2 separate regions of the Mus musculus genome follow, and region 2 is linked to region 1. Evidence: chromatin loops called from intact Hi-C (ENCODE). Cell type or tissue: left cerebral cortex. All regions are shown on one strand.

Region 1 (8,000 bases):
GAGACAGGTGGATTTCTGAGTTCGAGGCCAGCCTGGTCTACAGAGTGAGTTCCAGGACAGTCAGGGCTACACAGAGAAACCCTGTCTCGATAAACCAAACAAACAAACAAACAAAAAAGAGTTATTGTCAGTGTGATCATGCTGTCAAGACCACACAGTTATGTTCTTAATATTGTGCATTATCCTCTACAAGATTGTTTCTAAACAAAATCCTGGTAGATTTTGGAATCATGGAACACCTGCAACTCCCTGAGTTAACGAACAATAATGAAAAGCACTGCAGATACAGAAAGCCTCTGCCCCCGGCTTCGAGGAGCAAAACTCAGTGAGTGAATCTGACACACAAGGCATGCTGCTTGACTCACAGGAGAGCCCATATAAGCCTGCACATAGGCCATTCACTAATAGGATATATAAGGAGCAACTAAAAAAGGAAGAGTGTGAAATATGATGTTAAGGTTTGAACTTAAGAAAAGCAGAGGAGAGGCTGGAGAGATGGCTCAGCAGTTAAGAGCACCGACTGCTCTTCCAGAGGTAATGAGTTCAATTCCCAGCAACCACATGGTGGCTCACAACCATCTGTAATGGGGTTCGATGCACTCTTCTGGTGTTTGTGTGAAGATGGCTACAGTGTACTAATATAAATAAAAATAAAATCTTAAAAAAAAAAAGAAAAGAAAAGCAGAGGAAAAGCAGAGCCTTCACCAATTACACAATGACTGGAAGATGGTGCTTTCCATCACTATGGCAGTATCCAAAGATGAACTAATGAACAGATTTACTTAATGTTAAACTTGGAAATGTTACTCTCAGAATCATTCACATATCCAGAATTTAAAGCTGAGCCAAGACGAGAAGAGAATATGGGATTAACCAAAATCTAAAGAAATAATCTCCATCAATGGTTCAAGGCAGGTAAAAAGAAGAAAGCAATGGGGAACCACAATTATGTTGCAATCTAAAACGCAGGTGATAGAAATTTTTAAGAAATAGTTCTTAAACTATTGTATGGTCAGCACTAGCCTGAAAAGAAAAATGCCAATTTCTTCTCTGAACACTCCAGACGCCCAGTCCACAGTCAGCAACAAGACAGTACACAACATACTTCTGCACCATAACTGCCATCTGCCAGCTGGAAACCAACAGTTTACACATGTGCATCTAGAATTCTCACGGTAGCACTATGCCCATTATATAAACTGTTTTAAGCAGCCTGTCCAACCTAACAAACCCAAGATAACCTGTCCTGGAAAGGGACCACTGGACGCAGTTTACAACTCTACATAGCTGAGACCAAGGGAAATGCTGGGCTTGGGGGAAGAACTCCAACTCCAAGATACTACAGTACACCATAGGTATCCATCATCTGCTCCCAACTACAGACCTCCCATGTTAAAGACCTTGCTGAAGCAGTCTGAAAGGCTCAAGTCCTTTTTAGGACTACAGTGTGGCTCCCCACCCTCCATCTCCTAGTCCCATCTTCCTAATCCACACTACAACCAACCTGACAAGAAGTAGAAAGCTGACCACGACATTCTCTCGATACACAGACATTTAGAACTGAGAGTGGAAGAGCTCTGTTAGGAACCATGATGCAAAGTCAAGGTGGGTCTGATGTGAACACTCTTACAAAGCAAAGAAAAAGCCCAGGAGGTCTCAGGAGAAGGTCAGTGTTTGACAACTGAAGAGAGCATGCAACTAATAGCAAAGAACTAAGAGAAAACTTGGTGCATTTCAACCTCAAGACTTCCCAGTCTCCAGGCCACTGAGCTAGAATCACAAACTGGACCTTAGCATCAGTGCTCCAACAATATGACAAATGCCTTTTTCTTTTTTTTTTTAAGATTTATTTATTTATTATATGTAAGTACACTGTAGCTGTCTTCAGACACTCCAGAAGAGGGCATCAGATTTCGTTATGGATGGTTGTGAGCCACCATGTGGTTGCTGGGATTTGAACTCGGGACCTTCAGAAGAGCAGTCGGCGCTCTTAACCACTGAGCCATCTCGCCAGCCCCAACAAATGCCTTTTTCAAGTAAGCTAATTCTAATGGCTTTTTGATTCTGGCAGCCAAATAATCCTCAAACCATTAAGGAAGGTCAAAGAAAAAGCTCCCAGTAAGCAGAGGCTAATCCAAAATCTCTCCGCTTCCTCCTTCTGTCAAGTCTAGTCAATAATCCACACAGTCTAAATGCTTATCTCCAGGAGGTCATGTTCAATTAATTTCTTTCTGTAAGCATGAACAGAAAAAAATGAAAATATATGGATCTGCCCCATTTGCTTTTAAGATGGTAAAGCATGTTTTCCCTGTGCCAGAATGCCAGGGTATGCCCAACTTCACACAAGCTAAACTCAAGAGTTCTCTAACCTGGCTCAACACTCATTCTCTCTGAGTGGCTAATTTTTTATTTATTTATTTATTTATTTATTTATTTATTTATTTATTTAACTACTGGGGCCACTTCACAAAAAGAAAAAGAAAAAATGAAAAAAAAAAAAACAAAAAACAACACTTGGATTACCTAAGTAATTGCTCCATCCAAAGTTACTTCAATTGCTTTCCAAACACAAGACAAAGCAACCATTGCTCTAAAAGTCTGAAACCCTTGCCACAACTTAGAAAGACTAGCAACAAAGATGAGTGGAAGGGAACTTTTGCTAACTCCTTTGCCCACTCACCTAAGTTTTTCATATCTCCCTGTGTGACTAGAATTCCCCTATTTATAGCTGGAAATTTCCCTTTACACAACCTGCTGCATTATGATCGGAATTGGCTGAGTTCCTTTCCCAGACACTAAGTCTTTGGAATTAAAATAAAATGTACCATCCTTTCTCCCAAAGGATTTTCTTCTGTTTCCCTGACGAAGCCCTGGAATTCAGAGGCTTGAGAAGGCTAGCAAATCTCTCACTACAGTTCTGGGCCTCCAACTTCAGAATCTTCAACAACTGAGAAACATCACTGGGCACAGAGTATATACTGCCAATTCCTTTCCAGGCAGATCAGTTGAGCAGTTCTGTAGCTATCTACATTAGCCACAGCTCAGCTTATAAACCCACGTCTTCCCCAATTCCCTCATATCCCTTCATCCCTCATAAGTCAGTTACTAACTACACAACTAATTGCTTAATTTACTGCCAACCTATGATTCACAATCCTGCCTGGAAAACACAATCAAGTATGAATAACCAGGTTATTCCTTGAAAAAAATGCTTCTATAGTTTGAAAGATTAGGTGGGACTATTGAAAATGACATCAATCATACTAGGCTGCCTTTTACCAGCACACACACCAACACATACACACACACACACCAAGCAAACACAAAGACATTAAAACAAAATCACCTTTGCATGAATAAATACTCCATCTTTCCTGATGCCCTTATTTTATATATTTTCATACATAACAAAATTGAGTACCAATATAAATAACACTGCTAACAAGGTGAGAAAGATGCAAAGGAAAACAAGCGATTTAGAAGCAAATGGATAATCACAAGGCTATAAAAGAACTGCGAATATTAACTCCAGTATGCGCCAAGGCCATTAGCGATGTGTCTCAGCAGTATTGCTCACCGCAAAATGCCTTAATGCCTAAAGCTAAGCCACCTCCAACTAATAGGGTTTTTTTTTCTTTTCTTTTCTTTTTAAAGACCGTAGGCAGAGCTAAAGGACTGTCACCAAGCTATACCAGGGGTTTAGACTGTACTGTCACTGTGGTCTGGCCAGCCCATTTTCTATTTGATAGCGCAATTCGGATGCTTGGCCAGCCTGGAGGCGACGTGACAGCGATGCAAACAGCGGCATCTGGGGTTAGGGCAGCGCCGGGGACCTGGGTTCGGACGCTGACAGGGAAGGATGCTGCTGCGGAGGACAAAGTGCACCGTCCTCCCGCCCGCGCCCCACGCAGCGAGGCCACGGCGCCCGGCCGCAGTCTGGACCCGGCCCTCTGGCTCCCGGTTCCCTGCCCCGCTCACCAGGCGGCACAGCCTCTCAGCTCCCGGGCATGTCAGCCTCCCGTCACGGCCCGCAACGCCCGGTGGCGCGAGCCGCAGCGCAGCGGCGCTCCCCCTCGCCCGCCCCAGCCCGCGACGCCACCGCCGCCGCCTCCCCACGCCGCCCACTCACTCTCGCGAGAGCCGTCGCACCTCTCGCGAGAACGACCCCGTGGCCGAGCCCGCGCAAAAGGAACAAGGGGTGGGGGGAAAATATCTTCCCACGTGCTCTGGAGGGCAAAGCTGCGGGTCGCCCGTCACGTGACGCGGAGGCGCCCTCTCCATTGGCCAGGCGGCCCTCGGCCCGTGGGAGCTTTAAACCTCGAGCTGACCTACGAACTCTCGGCTGACGTCTTGCGCGCTTCCTGGTGCGTTGCCTTGGGAACGGCTTAACCCTTTCCTCTGGCAAGCGCCCGAGCCCAGGATGCTGGCATCCCATCCGCCACCCTTAGACCTTCCTGGGGCTGGTTTCCCACAGCCAGTGGCAGCCCACGACATCAGGGGTCCAGACACAGCCCATCCTTCAGAATGGGTCTGCCCGGTTCCCAACATCATCAGGGGAAACCACTGAGGAAGCCTTGGGCCCAATCGGAACCTCTGGAGTCAGTCTAAAGGGCAGTGCACTTCCCAACCCCACGGGCCATTGAAATTGGAAAATAAGGCTTTGACCACCAAGAAGCCTAGCCTTGGGTGACAAGCTGTGTGATTCCTGTTTAAATCAGAGGAATCGGTGCAGTCATGTTGCATGGTCTCCTCAAGGACATACGGTCCTCAAACTGGCCGAGAGATGAGAAGGACATTTTGAAGTAGATGCTCCTTATTTGTTTTATCCTCTTTAGGGGAGAGAGACAAGAAAGAGTACAGTCATATCTTCGTTCTCTTCAACAGCTTTTGGCTGCTTTCCTTACACGTTTTAGGCATAATTCCAGGTTGTCTATTGAACACTATGAAGACAAATAGATTAGGTTGTTGAGAGCTGGGGCCGGGTTGGGGGAGGGGGTGGATATCTGTAGGTGTTAACTCGCAGATTATCATCATCTGATGGTGGTGGTTACAATTGGGCCACTGCTTGGGGGTGGTGCCCTTGTGGGAGGAAAGATTCAGGCAGTGATTTGGATAGCAGCCCTACATCGCTAGCAGAAAGTAGAATAATTCACAAGCCCCAAATCCGGATCTAATCTAGCACATTTGAATAACAAGAAATAAACTTGGGATGATAATAGAGGCTAGATCCCTTACTGCTTCATCAACCAAGAAAAGAACTGGGAGTTTAGTCTACAATGAAAAGCTTTGACCTCTTAAAGGGGGGAACAATAACAATTAGTTTAAAAAAAAAAACAAAAAACTAGTAAGCTCTTCCCTGTAGAGAGTGAATTTTACGGAAGCTGAAACAACAAGGAACTCGTCCAGGTAAAAGACAATCCTGTGAGAACCAATTTCCAATGACCTTGACAGTCTCCAAAATGTGTTAAGTCAGAGCCCTAAGCGCTGGCTGCTGACTTGTATTTAAAATATGTAGATTTTTTTTTTTTTTTATCATTTTGTTGTTTTAAACTACTTGAGAAGCGAATGGCCTGAGAGGCCTCTTGCCTTTGGCTTTCTGTCCTCCATTTTCACTACACAGGTAGCCGCATCTCTAAGTTAACTCTAAACAAACATAAAATGGTGTTCTTTGTAGATATTTATTGGAGTAAGATTAGAAAAGAGGGGTTGGAGGCTGAAAAAGAAAAGAAAAGAGTTTAATTAAAAACAAAAGAAATGAGGATGTAAACACTCCACTAACTAACTAGTAACAAGCACAAAGCAAGCCTCTTTATGGTCCTGAGTTTCAACTTCCTTGTACATAAAACAAGGCCATTTGGTCTCCACACAGGCTGGCTAAGACTGAATTCCATTTTGTCAAGCTTGCCCTGGCAGAGTAAGCTGGAGAGGGAAATGAACTTTTCTGAAAGACTCAAGAGTCAGCGGGCTGAGCAGGCCAAGTGAAATCGGACCTCACACACCAACTGAGAGACTGTGACTGTGAGCCAGATACCAGGAATGCTTTCCTCAGAAATGCTGGCCTCAGGGTGTGAAAACGGAAGTAGCGCCACCTGCTCAGCCCCATGGTCCCTTCCTCTGGAGCCACTGTGAATCTATGTTACATCCACAACAGTGCCATGAGCCTGATCAAAACAAGACAACATCTGAAAGTTAACACCTTACTTTTAATAAGATTTAAGGTTACTTTTTAAGAAGGGAAAAATGTGTTAGAAGTATTATTTTAACAAGGCCTTTAAAAAAAAAATTCCCCACTCCTTCAAATAAGGTTATTTTAAAGGCTAGTTTGGAGTGCTTTTTGGAATCTGCAGCTCTCATAAATGATTAATAGAAGCAGCTGCTTGGTATTGCTAATTTAGACAAACAGAGGTCTCAGCTCTACCTTCCAAACATATTTACAGGATCATAAATCATCCGAACTCACTCTAGCAGGGAAGTGATTGTGGCCCCTGTGCTAGCTGCTTGGAATGCTATGGACATAAAGTGAAAAGAAATGTAAGACCTCCTATAGTATCCTTACTTCTTAGAGTCTTTCAAAACATCTTTTACATACACACATACACATGCATGTATATAAATATATACATATATGTAGTTTTACTCCAGTATAACTTACATGTCATGCATTTTCATGTCTTTTGTATATTCACAGAACTATGTACCAACATTATAATCTAATTTTTCAAACTGACTTTGTCCTCCCGTTTTTAAAAAACACCCATTAGCAACCAGTAACCCACTATCTCACCCTCAGTCCCAAGCGATCGCTAATAATCTTTGTTTCCATAAACTTGCCTAATCTGGGTATTTAATATTCATGAAATTAAATAGCATATGACCTTTTGTCAATTTACTCACTTAGTACATTATTCTCAAGGGTCATCCATGTAATAACATGTATCAGGATTTCATTTCTTTTTAATGACATAATGATCCTATTCTATGCATATAGCATATTTTACTCATCATCTTATAGTTGATAGATATGTGGGTTGTTTTCACTTTGGGCTAGTAATAATGTGTACTGAACATCTATCTAACATTTTGTGGTAGATGTTGCTTCCCATTCTTAATTTTTTAAAAAAAATATATGCTTATGGGGCTGGAGAGATGGGTCAACAGAGCACTGGCTGCTCTTCTGGAAAACCTAGATTAGGTTTCTAGCACCCACATAACAGCTAACAGCTGTTTATAACTCTAGTTCTGGGGGACCCATGAACTCTGTGGGCACTGCATGCACACTGACATGCATGCATTAGAGTATATGCATATACATATGTATGTGTATATATATATATGCATATACATATGTGTATATATATATGCATATATGTAATAAATCTTTGTAAAATTAAAGATCATAAATTTGTCTAGTTTACAAAGTCCTTCTTTCAGTCTGCACACACTTTCTTTGTTCCTATGGCAGGGGGCGCCTGCTCTATTTTAAGCACGTTTAGCGTACCTGCAGACACCTGTACTCATTCGCCTGCTTAAATCCTGTGGTTCTCCTTGAGGCCTGTCTAGATTTCATTACTCCCATGCTGTTCTCTCTTTCAGGGCCCAACCCTGCTTCAGACCTTGCCTCCTCACACTCTGCCTTCAGCCCTGCGCATCTTTTCTGTTTCCCTCATCTATGACTGCCCAGAATCCAGGACCTGCCCTCTCTGTTGTCACTTCTGCTGGAAGTCTTGTCTTAACTCCCTCCATGAAGTACACTCCTCTTTAGAGAGGACTCTGCCTTTTCTCTGACACACTTGCCCACATATACCAATTTTCATTTGTGTGGTTATAGTTAAGTAATGCCCATCTCTTCTGCTAGACCTAAGGATCCAAGCAGGAATCACATCTATATTTCTTAGCAGTAAAGTCTGGGTAAAAGTTACAATCTAAACTCGTGCTGGCTAAGGGTAGCCAAGGCCGAGGCCTGCTGTAGACTTGTTCTGATGCAAATTCTTGAAGAATTC
Region 2 (8,000 bases), 54 kb after region 1:
CCAGTGAGCTACATGCTTCAAACATGATACACAGTGCATTTAAGAGATAATTTACATTGCTTTCAATGTTTTCTATTTTTCATCATTTCCAACTTTTGAAATGATTTGATAAAATTCTGGAGGACAGAGAGATGGCTCATCAGTTTTAATACATTTGCAGAGGATGACAGCACACACCTTAGGGGGCTCACAACCACTTGGACCTCGAGCTCCGGGGGATCCAGTGTCATCTTCTGGCTTGTATCGGCACCGCACTTACATATACGTCCCACACCTCCCCCAACACTCACACAGTTAAACCAATCAAATGAAAGTTACGTACTCTGTCTCTGGTTAGCATCTGAGCTCTGTTTTTGTGCACAATCTTGATGATCCCTGGAGGCTGGACCCATGCTTCACCATCCACCTGCACTGGGACTCCCTCGTCGCCAAATATCGTGATTTTTACCGTACGGCACTGAAATGAAGCCAACACATTACTTGAGACCACAGATCAACCTGAGAATTCATGCAGCCTGCATTATCTGGGTTTGGGTTGACTCCACTCTAGAACAGAATGTCATGCTTTACCGTTGCAGTGACACAGTGAGACATGACAGAAAGCCAGTCATGACTTTTACATTGATATGTGTTTAAAGAAGCCCAGCAGTGTAGGCAATCTGACAGAGCTTCCTTCTATGGTCCTTACCTGTGAAATAAGGCGAGCTTTGACCTGAGACACCAACCTGTGCTATCCGGTGATGCTGCAATTTAATGACCCTTGATACTGCCATCTGCACACTGTCAAACACTGCGACAACTTCTAGAATCTTGTCATCAAAGGATGGCGCAGCAAATATCTACAAGGGAAAACTGTATTATACACATTTCCACCAACTGTTTAGGTAGAGTGAAATACTAGGCCCATAAAGCCTGCCATAAAAACATAAAAAGCAAAATGGGAAACATCAGTAAGTAATAATAGCCCAAGGAAATATTCAAGGGCTACTCAAAATAAGCATAATTTCAAAACAGGTCTCAACATCCACATGAATATGATATTCAAATGTCTCATACAGCACTCTAGACCAACATGTTTCTAAATGATTCACCTTGATATGAACTGTTAAATATTTCACATAAAATTGGTAAGATAATGTTTTTAGGAATCTACAAAGGCCCAAAAGTTGGTGGTAAAAAACATGCAAATCATGATCCTATGCACTTGGCATGTTTTACAGACACCCCTTTTTTTAAGTATTCAAAGCAACACACATTTGTGTTATTACCTTCTTAAATGATTTGTTTTTGTTTTTAATTATACACATGTGAATGTATCTGCATGTAAATATGTGCAGGTGAGACCAGGTGCCTGAAGAGACCAAAAGACTGTATCAGCTTCTATCATCTTGACACAGACTAAAGGTCACTTGGGAAGAGGGAGCCCCAATCGAAGAATTGCCTCCATCAAACTGGCTTGTAGTCATGTGACTCGGGTATTTTCTTGATTACTGGTTGATGTGTGAGGGGCTTGCCCACTGTGGGAGGTAGTCCTAGATTGTGTGAGGAAAGCAGATTGAGTAAGCCACGGGGAGACAAGTCAGCCAGCAGCACATTCCACGTGGCCTCTGCTTCAGTTCCTGCCTTGATTTCCCTCCATGGTCAACTGTGATCAGGACATAGGGGCTGAACATGCTCTACTGAGATCAGGACATGGGGGATGAACACACCCTTTCCTCCCCACGTTGCTGATGGTGTGGAGTTTATCACAGTAATAGAAAGCAAACTAGGACAGACAGCCTGAGCTGCAGGTAGTACAAGCTGCTGCTGGGTGCTGGGAATTGAACCTGGGTTCTCTGTAAGAGCAGGAAGTGCCTGAAACTGCTGAGCCATCTCTCCAGCCCTTGCCTCATAATTTAATATAACAACCTTTCCGGGCATTCTTGAGTATGGAAACAGAAATCTTAGGGAACAAAAATTCCTCAGACATACATATGATGCTTTTATGTTAAGTGCATGTTCACACAACTGATGCCAAGGATTTAAATTTAGTCATGGCCATGTATTGTTGCTACTTCTCACTCACTGTATGTAACAAATAATTATGACTGGAAAAATGCTCACTCTAAAGGAATACCCTCATTAAAAGTTGTCCTGGAAATACAAGGCCACAACTTGATATAACTTCTTCTAAACTCTGTTACCAAACCGCCTGGATCCAAGTTGCTTCACCATGGAAACTCTGTCTCTTTCTTTTCAAGGGTAAAATCAGAAAAGTAAGGTTTGGGGCTGAAGATGTAGGTCAGCGTTTTTGCAGGGTTCTACTACTAGTCTGTGCAGAGACCTTAGTTCTTATTCCTAGCTCACATACCAGATGGGGGTGGGGGGGGGGGAGGAGAAAAATGAAGAAGAAAAGGAGGAGGAGAAGGAGGAGGGTAAAGAGGAGAAGTAGGAAAGTAAATCAGGTCACATGGATGTTAAACAATGAACATAAAGCCCTTTGAATGAGTGCCTAGTGGATGTCCAGGAATGTCAACTTTATCTTACTCTACTGATTTCACAACTTCTGAATATTTGACTGGCAAAGAGTGGGCTATACTTCAGTAGAACTAGGTATCTACCCACATCACAAGCACTATACCTTACATGTTCATTTAAGCCTCAAACTGAAATCAGGGTATGATTCTTCAGGAGTCTGACATGGACACCGTTTTTTACCATACACCCACTTCAATAACTGCATTCTCCTTCTCATTCCTTTTAGAGCAACGGTAGCGTACCGCACAAATGTGACTGTGGCTTTCTTTCCTAACACAGGGAAATGTACTAAGAAAACAGAAATAGTCCCAAACCCTGCCAAGGGTGGTGGTACACACCTTTAATGGCAGAACTCTGGGAAACTTAAGACTGTAGCCATGAGAGGAAACATTGAAATAAGATGTTAGGATTCTACCTCACACCTTCCAAATACTGTAACACATTTATCATGTAAACACTGACCTGCAATTAGTTTCGTGAGGCACACTTTTAAAGCTAGGCATTCTGGGAATGTAATTACCACTGAGGACACACACACAAACCCCACTATGCTACTTACATCATCCTCTTTGGTTCCGCCCCAGAAGTTGGTGCCTCCGGCGTAGCTAGGGATGTTCAACACCGCTATGCCTTGTAGACTAGGAAGAGGTATATACTGCCCATCACACTGCAAGGCAAAGAGCTTGGAGGTTAGAATGCCTATAGTCCCAGCACTTTGACATGGATGCAGGAAGAGCAGAGACTCATGAACATCCTCAGCTACTTATTAAGTTCAAGGGCAGCCTGGGCTACATGAGACTCTTAGAGGTCAAAAAGGGCAACACTGTTACTTCAGAGCTATGGAGACAGGAAGGTGACCATGGTGCTTGCTTTCTTGTAAACACACTCTCACATTACAAAGGGTGAGGGGCTTGCCACCAAACCTGACAACTTGAGTGGAACCCACATGTATATGAAAAGAACAAAATCTCCAAGTTGTCCTCTGACACCCACACGTGTGCCTTGGTACACTTGCACATATGCAAGCACACACACACACACACACACACACACATACACACACACCATTTTTAATCAAAGCTGTACTGTTCATGTAGCTACATGCAAAGGCAAGGGAAGCTATGCATACTGGATAGCACTGTACACTCCCACCTTCTAATTCACCTAAATGAAAATTACCACTGAGATGGGAAAGGGGCTCTGTGGCTGCTACAGTAATTACACATAGCATCAAGGAACACAGTGCCTAAAGACGCCAGAAGAGGGCGATGGAGTCCCTGGAACTGGAGAGACAGATGGTCATTAGCCCATCTGAGTGCCAGGAGTTGAATTTTAATTCTCTAAAAGCAGCCAGTGCTCTTAAAGGCTGAACCACCTCTTCAGCCCCTCTCTGGATTTTTATTTTTATTTTAAAAAGCAAACTTATACAAACTGTGTTGGCACACATCTGCAATCCATACTTGTGGGGCAGAGACAGGAGGATTGCTGCAAGTTCCCAGATAGTTTAGGCAACAGAGTGGGATCTTGTTTTAAAAACACAAAACAAGGTAAAATTACTTCTTTTATATTTACAAATGAATGACTTTTCCTTAGTGTAAGCAAAACTGGCATTTTTGTCACTCCTCAATTGTATTTTAATTTTACTTTATTTTGTTTTATTCTATTTATTCTTATATAAAACATAGATGCTGAGGTGGACATGGCAGCTAAGGGGTAGGATGTCATGAGAGAATATATACAAATATGCATTTTCCAGTTATTTATTTTTGCTGACATTCGCTCTCTACTTAAAACGCACAAGACTGTATGATCACTATTTCAGTTAGAAAGGAACACTGCTCGACCCATGTAAGTCCTGCTTATTATAGACAAGTCACTGTCAATGCAAGCATACTTTAATTCAGTGAGACCTCCCATTTACACCACGCAATGTCCTTCTACTGCAAAGGTGGAGATACACGTTGTGCTTTCCCCCGGAGTTCCGTCATGGGAAGAGGGTCATAAACCTCTCCTGCTGTTCCGATAGCGAGGCTTAGATGAGCTTCCCAAGGCCACACGGCAAACCCAGTGTGTATGGGCCCACACTTCTCAGTTTGCACTGTGACTTCTGTCTCGCTCCGTGAATTCGCACCAAGCACTCTCCCATCCACTAGCACACAGAGAAGCCACACTTGGCTGGCACCAATTCAAATGCCACGCAGGAAATCCATATCCTTCCATACCGGAGGGGAAACCTTATCTGGGTAAAATAATGAATGAAAGGTGAACCCAAACAGGCCTGGTGCAGACTCTGCTCCGCCTTGGATTCCCCACCACACACAGCATCACCACGGTGAAAAGCTGTCACCCAGCCTTCCACACTCACTCTTAAAGAGTGATCTACTTTTCCTTACCGAAAAAAGGCAGAGAATTCTGAGACTTTCCATTTCACTTTTTAACATGTATCAGCATGTTTTCCTTTATTCTACTTTACTGTTTTTAGCTTCTTTTTTCCATCACATAGCATCTACTTTATTTTTAGGTAAGGATACGTAACACAGGCTGACCAGGGTTCAGGATCCTGCTACCGCCACATCTCCAGTGCCATGATCACAGGTACGAGCGACCAGGCCAGACTCATCTAGCCTGTTTGTACCTGTATGTACACAGTCTCAGCTTTAGGTTTCAAAATCAGGGGTCAGTGTCTACATTCAAAGAATGGAAAGTTGCTGATTACAAAAAAAAAAAAAAAAAAAAAAAAAAAAACCTATCGTTTGACATCCACTAACTAACCTATGGACTTAGCATTACTTTCTGTTACAAGTGCATGCAACAAGACAGGCATCACCAGTACTGCGACTACATGGTCTACAGGCATGCAGACTGCATCAAAGTCTAGGTATTTCAGATATCATTTCGTTTTTATTATCATTTGTCAGTCTGCTTTTCTGCCATGCCACTCGGGTGTCAGAGCACTGATGATATACTGCTCAAGGGAGGAGAAATGCAGAGGTGCCAGGCTGCATGTCTGCCTTACCACGACTATCCAGGTGCTGATTCTAATGCCTATTGTTCTCAGTTATAAGACTTATCAGGATTTTTAAATCTGCTTTGACCTGGCCAGTTCATCTGTCTGATAGCATGGTTCCACTTGCTCCACAATAATTGTTCATTTAAGTGTGCATGAGAGCATGCATGTATGCACACATGGGCAGGCCGGAGGACGACTTGCTGTAGTCAGTTCTCCCCTCCAACCATGTGAGCCCCAGGGACTGAACTCTGGTCATCGGGCTCAGCAGCAGGCACCTTTACCCACGGAGTCACCTCACAGAGCTCTCATTTGTTTGGCCCCACTTTGGAACACTGCATGAATTAGATACAGGTTCCATTTTTATTTGATTGGTAATAATGAAATATGTTAGTCTAACAAAAATACTTAACTGATGTTTATACCATCCATTATATCTACACAGCTTACTTAATGTATTAAAAACTTTATTAAAGTGACCCATCGTATCAGCACACTGTCAAAGGATCCACACCATCAGGGTCTTTTAAAAACAAAGGAAAGAGCTCTAGGTAAGATGTCTTCTTTAAAATTTGGATCAGCAACAAAGAAGGCTTCCAGTAACAGAGGCCATTCAGCCACCCAGGCTGACAAGCAGTCTTTCTGCTTTCACTTTTGTATCCAGTACTCTATAAACTACATGTGAGAGTAGACACTTCATTATACAGCAGCCTTTGGGTCAGGGCATCTACTATGGGCTAAGAGAGCATTCGGAACATGCATGAGGTTGGCAAGCCTATAAGCTGTTTAGGTTATGTCATGGTTTGTATATGCATGGCACAGGGAGTGGCACTATTAGGAGGTGTGGCCTTGTTGGAGTAGGTGTGTCCCTGTGGGCGTGGTCTTACAACCCTCATCCTAGCTACCTAGAAAACAGTCTTCCACTAGCAGCCTTCAGATGAAGGTGTAGAACTCTCAGCTCTGCCTGCATCATGTCTGCCTGTATGCTGCCATGCTCCCGCCTTGGTAAAGAATGGAACCTCTGAACCTGTAAGCCAGACCCAATTAAATGTTGTCCTTTATAAGACTTGCCTTGGTCATGGTGTCTGCTCACAGCAGTAAAAACCTAAGTAAGACAGGTTATAAGTATTAAATGGTTTTAGAGTTGTTTTGTTTGCTTGCTTTGTTTATTAAAGAAAGGGTCATTCAATACAGCCTTGGCTGGCCTGAAACTCCAGGCCTGAATGTGGGCAGCTGCCCTGCTTCCAAACCAGAAGAGCTGGGATTACAAACATGTGCCACCACACCTGGCTCTAAATTTATTTTTTGAGTCTGTCCCCTCCAACCCCCAATTTATGATCAGATTCATCTGTAAGGAACAGAGGAAGCACTGAGTGAGTAAAATCCTGAGTGACTGTGTGTTGTCGACAGAGACACAACCATGTCAAGGATCCTGTAGCCTCAGGCTTGGAGGTGTGGCAAAGCCTTCTGCAAGGGACCAAGGGCTAGTGTAGACAGCCTATGCAGAAAACATTCACCATGGCTTTCTGTCCCTAGACACTTCCTGCCTGAAGCTGCACCCTTACAGAGACAGCTCCTACCAAGGTTAGCTAAGCCTGTCTCCTGTATACCATAAATCCCACCTCCCCGTGCAAGCCAAAATGTTGCTGAATTCCTGAGGTGCTCAGCTCCTGCAGCTCAGAGCCTGACCCCCAATCCCAGCTTTCTGTCCATGTATCTTTCTGTCATTTCTTCATTCCCTCATGCCCCAATCAAGTCGGTTCCTGGAGCCATGCAGCAACATGTCAGTCATTGGGGCATCTTCCATATCAAATTATCATTTCCCTGGTACCCACTTCTGCCTTGAGACAGTGTCAGCTACTGTGTTACGAACTAAGGGTAACAGCAATAATTACAACTAACTGTTCTTAAGGAGTGTGGCCACCTGGGGCCAGGGATCAAAATGAAGGAACGCATACAATTCATACAAGGGCACCTTACACTGACTTGTGGTGGGACTGTGGTGGACAGACTGGTAGCCTTTCACCTAGCCATCTGTAGTTTAATTTTACAAGCAACCATGAATCAAAGCAGCTGATCACCTAGTGATATTCCTAGGGTGCCAAGGAGCATTGGGCTTATCGTTAGGACATTTAGCTGACAGTTAGCCTACAACCCACTGTTAGGATAATGCCAAGACAACAGTACTCAGTTTAGTTAGATTACCGGAGTATTTAAGACTTGAGAGTTATAAATTCCTCTGTATTAGTGATATGCTTTAAATAAAAATACCTGATCACAAAAGGAAGATAGAAAAGATATGCCCTGGACAAAAGATAAAAGAAAATAAATTTACTGTTATTGATATACTTCAAAGACTCCCAATCATCTTTTTCCTGCTATCGCAAGAGATTCAGTAACTTTTGTTATCCTGAAGTTTCTACTTAAATTAGAAAAAAAATTGTCAAAATCTTATTTTTTAACTGACTTGTTAGAA

What was found. A loop is a pair of places that touch in the nucleus more often than their neighbours do. Peaks named below come from ENCODE experiments on the same cell type or tissue, not always from the same donor. Only the 100,000 strongest peaks of a DNase experiment are listed, where the experiment ranks them.
Region 2: a loop joins it to region 1, with 8 times the contacts of the local background. A loop is called at or near these places in 2 of 42 quality-filtered maps.

The regions. Positions count from the first base shown.
Region 1 is chr14:78,532,734-78,540,733 of GRCm38, forward strand. It overlaps Akap11 (A kinase (PRKA) anchor protein 11), which reads right to left and starts at 4,127. Exons shown (of 12, transcript NM_001164503.1): 1 at 3,979-4,127. In left cerebral cortex, no CTCF peak of the experiment used is centred here; DNase peaks (open chromatin) are centred at 2,916, 3,856, 4,297, 4,979 and 1 more place; H3K4me3 peaks cover 2,620 bases; H3K27ac peaks cover 2,841 bases.
Region 2 is chr14:78,586,798-78,594,797 of GRCm38, forward strand. Dgkh (diacylglycerol kinase, eta) reads right to left here. Exons shown (of 30, transcript NM_001081336.2): 22 at 3,077-3,184; 23 at 726-839; 24 at 323-457. Among named protein-coding and RNA genes, the nearest start is that of Gm26251, 13 kb to the right of the region's middle. In left cerebral cortex, a CTCF peak has its summit at 3,768 (motif pointing right); a DNase peak (open chromatin) is centred at 3,787.